Regions from separate parts of the Homo sapiens genome. Here region 2 is linked to region 1. A link is a loop called in an ENCODE intact Hi-C map of the cell type or tissue named here. Cell type or tissue: PC-3. All regions are shown on one strand. Each heading gives the region's core, and the rest is flanking DNA. Links, peaks and the distances in the headings are about the cores only. Region 1 overlaps PYROXD2 (pyridine nucleotide-disulphide oxidoreductase domain 2). Region 2 overlaps HPSE2 (heparanase 2 (inactive)).

Region 1 (2,801 bases), core at 279-2,778:
CGCCATTTTGGGAACCGCTGCAGCGGCGGCCTAGTGCTCCACATGCGACCCCCTCCTGTTTCCTCCGAGTCCTCACCAGCCAGCAGGTGGGCTGACCTTTGTAAAGTCACAAATCCTAGCAGTGAACTTCCTGATCACACACCTCACTGGCTTCTCGCTGCACTTGGATAAAATGCAGTCCTGCCCCTCCCACCCCCATCTGGTGCTCTCTGCCTGTCTGCTCTGTCCACACTGACCTGCCCTCTGCTCACGCCTGCCTGGGTGGGTCCTTCTCTTCTTCCCTCTGACTGGAGACTGCTTAGATGTCCACATGGCTGCTGCTGGTGACCTCTTGGTACCTGAATACCAGCTCAAATGTCACCTCCTTGAGGAAGATGTCCTTCCTGGTCACCATCTAGGCTGGAATCTCCACTCTCTTTCTCTAATGCTGCCTTCTTTTCTTTTCTTCTTGGCACTCTCCCTGAAGTTCTCTGCCTAAGAGCAGTGTCCTTGCCTTCCTAGTTCACTGCCGTACACCCAAGGGCTTCTCTCAGTGCCTGGCACATAGCAGGTGCTCAGAAACATGGACTGAATGAACGAATAAACCCTCCAAATCAGGGACCTAAGAGGAATCCAAAAGTTATTTTAAGTATAACTAATTGACTATGAATCACTTTTCATTTGATTCATAATGAAACCTAAATGGAGGCTCTTCTAAATGGAGGCTCTGTCATTCTTAATGGTGTTAAATCAAATTTAGCTTAAAGCTGCCTCCTTAAATACTTTAAGCTCAACCTAAAGGTTTCTCTGTTCCTAGTGAACTATAACCTAGAAGGAGGCGTAAACAGACTGTAACCTACTTCTGTGTCAATCGCCGAGTTTTGGCCAATCAAAGGGGACCAACTGTTTAAACTGCGTTCAAATAAGGCAAACACTGAGCTGTAACCAATCCAGCTGTTTCTGTACCTCAATTCCATTTTCTGTACATCACTTTTCACTTTCTGTCTATAAATCTTCTTCTACCATGGAGCTGTGCTGGAGACTGTGAGCATACTCCAGCTCGGGAGCCTGATTCATTTATGAATCATTCTTTGCCCAATTAAACTCTATTAAATTTAATTTAGTGAAGGTTTTTCTTTTAACAATAGGTTTAATTATGTGGAGTCTGAATGAGAAGGGGAATGTTAAATAACCATCAGATTATATCCACAAGATTTGTTCGGATTATGAAGCTTTTTTCTTAAAAAACAGAAAAAAAACCCAAAAAAACAAAATGAAAGCAAACCCTTCTTTTATTTACCCCATGAGAGTTCTCAGCATGCACAGTCATCCTGGGTGGAAATTGTTGGAAAGGGTGTGTGTGTGTGAAGGGTGTATCTGTGTGTGTGTCTAAAGGACCAGAGATACAAGAGATTTAAAGGGTGTGGTTCTCAAAGTTATGTTCTGGGGGCCTCCTCTTTCAGAATGACCTGAGAATGCCATAAAAACGACCGTTTCTGGGCCCCACCACTGCCACAGAATCAGACTCGTGAGCAAGAACCCCTGGGGTTTCCCCAGCAGTTTCCCCAGCAGTTTCCCAGGTCATACTTTGTGGCCCTGCAAATTAGAGCCCTACCTTAGAGAGATTTCCAGGAGAAAAGCAAGAGCAAAATGAATAAGGCTGAGTGAGACCCAGAAGGTCAGTGAGGGAGGGGAGGGAGGATGGGATTGCCTCTGGCAGTGAGGTCAAGGCTGGCCCAGGGGGAGATGGGGAAGGTGGCTTATGGCTGAAGGGGATGAAAAGCCCCCCTCCACACCCCCTTCTCCACCAGTGCAAAGGCTCTGCCCTTCCAGCCTGGATTCCATCATCCAGCGCAGGGCCGCTGCAAAAGCAAACTCATTTACTAGGTGGATGGAACCGGGAGGTGATCCAAGTCAGTGCTCGCATTGACAGCTGTGGAAACTAACACCCAGGAAGGGGAGGCAGGCCCTGGTGGGGACCACAGCGGGTCAGTGGAGGGTGCTTTGGCTCAAGGAGGGGAGGAGGGGCAGTGGTGCCAAAGCCAAGCCTCTCACTTTAGTTGAGGGCTCACTCTAATTGGATACAGCCTTATAAGTGGCAGGGTGGGTGAGTAGTCTCCAGCCATGGGTCTTTCTGGAGCCTCAGTTTTCTCAAGTGCCAAATGGGGGTAATAATAATAGCGACAAGTACTGAGCCCTCTGTGCACCAGGCACTGTGCTGATGTGGCCTTAGGAGGCAGCTGCTGTTACTATTCCCTCTTACAGATGAGGAAAAGAAGGCACCACGTGGTGAAATCACGCAGCTGGTGAGCTGTGGAGCAGGGAGGCAGACGCAGCCGGCCGGTTTCCAGCAGCTCCAGTCTCAGCCTCTGTGCACACTGCGCTGGAGCTGCCAGGGGCACTCTATCACCACGTTCACCGCAAAGTACCAAGAGCCAGAGACGTGTGAGTCTGGGCGGTATTGGTACCAAGAGGCCTGAGCGCATCATAGCTCAAGAACAAGGAGTAGGAGACAGTCAGGCCTTGGCTTGAATTCTCCATCACTTTCTAGCTGTGTGAATTTAACCCCTGAACTTTAGTTCCCTGATTATAACATGGCTCTTGACTTACAGGTAAGGATCAATTGAGATAGAACATTAAGGTCATAGCCCAAGATGTGATGCTGGTAAAATAAACGCTCTCCATTATAGTTTTGGAAAGACAATATTCCTGGAAGGAGTTTAGTTGTCCTCCTGTCAATGCCCTCCAGGCTGTCAATGTCCTGTTAAAACAAGGTGCTCCAGATGGGGTGAGTCCTGCGTATCACACAACAGGACTGCTTT
Region 2 (2,801 bases), core at 191-2,690, 56 kb after region 1:
TCTGAAAACAGAGGATACTACTGGAGTGGAGGAGTGGAAGCAGCCCAGCAGGCCCACTGGTAGCCGTGAGTGTGAGGATAGCTTATCGGTAGCGGCAGGCCAAAGCATTGACATTCTTGACCACATAAAAGCCCATGGTGACTGGAGGGATGACCAATGTCCGGCCGGCCCGAAGGGGGCGGGGCTTCAATTCTGGGAGGGTCCCGTCGTCCACCATCACTAAGGGCTGGCCATTCAGTTGCACTGACCTACAGTGAGGAAAAACAGTATGGGACTCATTATTGCATTATAAGGGAGCCACTGCAACAAAGCCTAGCCCCAGATGGCCTGGCAGTGTCTGATACACACACACAGCTGACACTTATTGTTACTGGCTATGCCCTAGATTCTGACCTAGGTGCTTTACTTTAATAACTCATTCAAACATCCCAACAACCCCCCCACTCCCCTGAGGTAAGTAACTATTAATATCATTATCCCCATTTTATCTAGAGTGGCTAGGTGACTTGTCCCAAGTCACACAGCTTGGAGGTCCAGGGTTTGAACCCAGGTAGTCTACCTCCATAGACACATTTAGACAAGTGAAAAGTCTGTGATGCAGAAGCTGGAATGTTTCATTCCTATTTTTTAAAAATCACAATATCAGCTCAGTTTGACTTTTCCACCTAAAGAGTTTTTACCTGTGGAATGATACATGGGCTTAAGATGACTTCAGAAATCTATTTAACTCATATCTCATTAATTTACTTGACAGATTAGATAACTGACATTACCTTGCTTGTCTAAGGTTATACGGAAGGGAGACAGAGACATAGGTAACACCTCTACTTTTTCTAATTTAAGAATGAGTTTTGGCTGGGTGCAGTGGCTCATGCCTATAATCTCAGCATTTTGGGAGGCTGAAGAGGGAGGATCGCTTGAGTCCAGGAGTTTGAGACTAGCCTGAGCAACATAGCGAGACCCCATTTCTACAAACAATATAAAAGCAAAATTAGCCTGGCATGGTGGCTACTCAGGAGTTTGAAGTGGGAAGATCACTTGAGCCTGGGAGGTTGAGGCTGCAGTGAGCCAAGATTACACCACTATACTCCATCCTGGGTGACAGAGAAACTCTGTCCCTAAAAAAAACAAAAAATGAGTTTTCATATTTAATATTAACAGATGTTTCCATTTAGCAAAACAGCAAAGTAAGTGATAAAGTAGGCATTTGTGATCACAATTCATCTATCTTGCTTTTATCCTTTCTGTATAGCCAGCCACTTTCACCCTGAGAAGGGGGACTACATACATAGCAAACTTAGAAAAGAGAAACAGCTCATCTTATGCTGGATAGAGGGAAATGCCACCTATCCTTGACCTATGGTACCAGAATCCAGATAATGTTCCAGCTGTTCCTGACAGCCATGCACCCAGGTGGAAGCTTAGTTTTATGGGTCAGCAGAAAAGGCCAGAAACAGGCCACCAGCTGGAAATAAGGTTGTGAGTCACCCTCAGAAAATCAACATTGCATAGTGATGACTGTTTCTGGGCCTTGCCCAACCTCCAGTGTGATAACATTGCCGTGACATCATCTGAGCTGTAAAGAGAATAGAATGTTATAAATTGATATAGAGGTCTTTGTTTAGTGTTCCTTCTGTGCTATGAATGATAGACTGCTTTAGAGAGAGATAATCAGACCCATGCCCAATAGAGCAGTGAATTCCCAGAGATAAGTGTGTTGTAAATTGCTCCCAATGGAGAGCTAGGCAGAGAAGAGATCCAGGCCTGGCCCCACATGGGTAAGTTTGGGCTAGGTCCAGATCTGATAGGCCAGAGGGAGCAGGCCCCCTCCCTTTGCTAGAATGACTGAGTGAATAAGTGAGTAGGAGGCTTCTATATGGAGAGCGAGGCCTGCCTCTGGAAGGCATGGGGTGGGAGAATTGAGATCTGAAGGTCAGTGTTGACCGCATCAGATATGCAAGGAGCTTTTGCTTCCAAATATGAGAAGTGACCCTCTGTAGTGAAGACAGCCTACTCATTGGAGTGGAAGGCAGGGTGAGGAGAGTGGTTCAGTTACAAAAGAAGCCCAGATGGGTCTTCACAGTGTATTTTCATTATTTTGTTTCAGGTGCTATGAATATCTATCACCCAGATATAAGCACAGTCAAACACGAGTTCAATAATACCGATTAATCTTTCTAAGGCATACTCAAATTTATATCAGGTCTCTGCTAGAAAACCTTCAATGGTTTCTCCCATATACAGAATTAGGTGCAAACCTTTCTTCTGAAGAATTAGGTAATGCCCTTTTAGATTCAGATGATCCCACAGTATTGACATCTTTGGGTTCTGGGGAGTGCAAAACAACGTGTGATTAGCAAACCTTTAAAAATCTATACTAATAAGGAGTAGTTGTCCTGGAACAGGCCCTATTCTGGTTTCTTTATTGGTTGGTTAAAAAGCTAAGAGTAGAACCAGGAAGCATGGTGAAGATTCTCTACTGAAATCTCGAATTCCAGGAGCCAAGTTGCTAACTAGCTAGATGGCTTTGGCAAATCCCCTAACCTCACTGCCCTGTAGCTTTTGCATCTGTAAGAACGTTATATAGGCACCAAAGAAATGAAATAAGAAATATGAAAGTGCTTTGAAAGCATAATGAACCATATACTTAAGATATGGTGTTTTTGTTGTTGTTGTTCTTTTTATTTTTATTTATTTATTTTTTTGAGATGGAGTCTCGATCTGTTGCCCAGGCTGCAGTGCAGTGGTGCATTCTTGGCTCACTGCAACCTCTGCCTCCTGGGTTCAAATGATTCTCCTGC

The links. Peaks named below come from ENCODE experiments on the same cell type or tissue, not always from the same donor. Only the 100,000 strongest peaks of a DNase experiment are listed, where the experiment ranks them.
Region 2: a loop joins it to region 1, with 6 times the contacts of the local background. A loop is called at or near these places in 1 of 110 quality-filtered maps.

What each region holds. Positions count from the first base shown.
Region 1 is chr10:98,403,331-98,406,131 of GRCh38, forward strand. All of the region lies in intron 4 of PYROXD2 (pyridine nucleotide-disulphide oxidoreductase domain 2), which reads right to left. Among named protein-coding and RNA genes, the nearest start is that of MIR1287, 9.4 kb to the left of the region's middle. RefSeq lists an enhancer at 1,591-1,640. In PC-3, for the core only: no CTCF peak of the experiment used is centred there; DNase peaks (open chromatin) are centred at 941 and 1,321; H3K4me3 peaks cover 1,421 bases; H3K27ac peaks cover 2,225 bases.
Region 2 is chr10:98,459,492-98,462,292 of GRCh38, forward strand. HPSE2 (heparanase 2 (inactive)) reads right to left here. Exons shown (of 12, transcript NM_021828.5): 12 at 1-248. The coding sequence ends at 83. Among named protein-coding and RNA genes, the nearest start is that of HPS1, 14 kb to the left of the region's middle. In PC-3, for the core only: no CTCF peak of the experiment used is centred there; a DNase peak (open chromatin) is centred at 1,500; H3K27ac peaks cover 465 bases.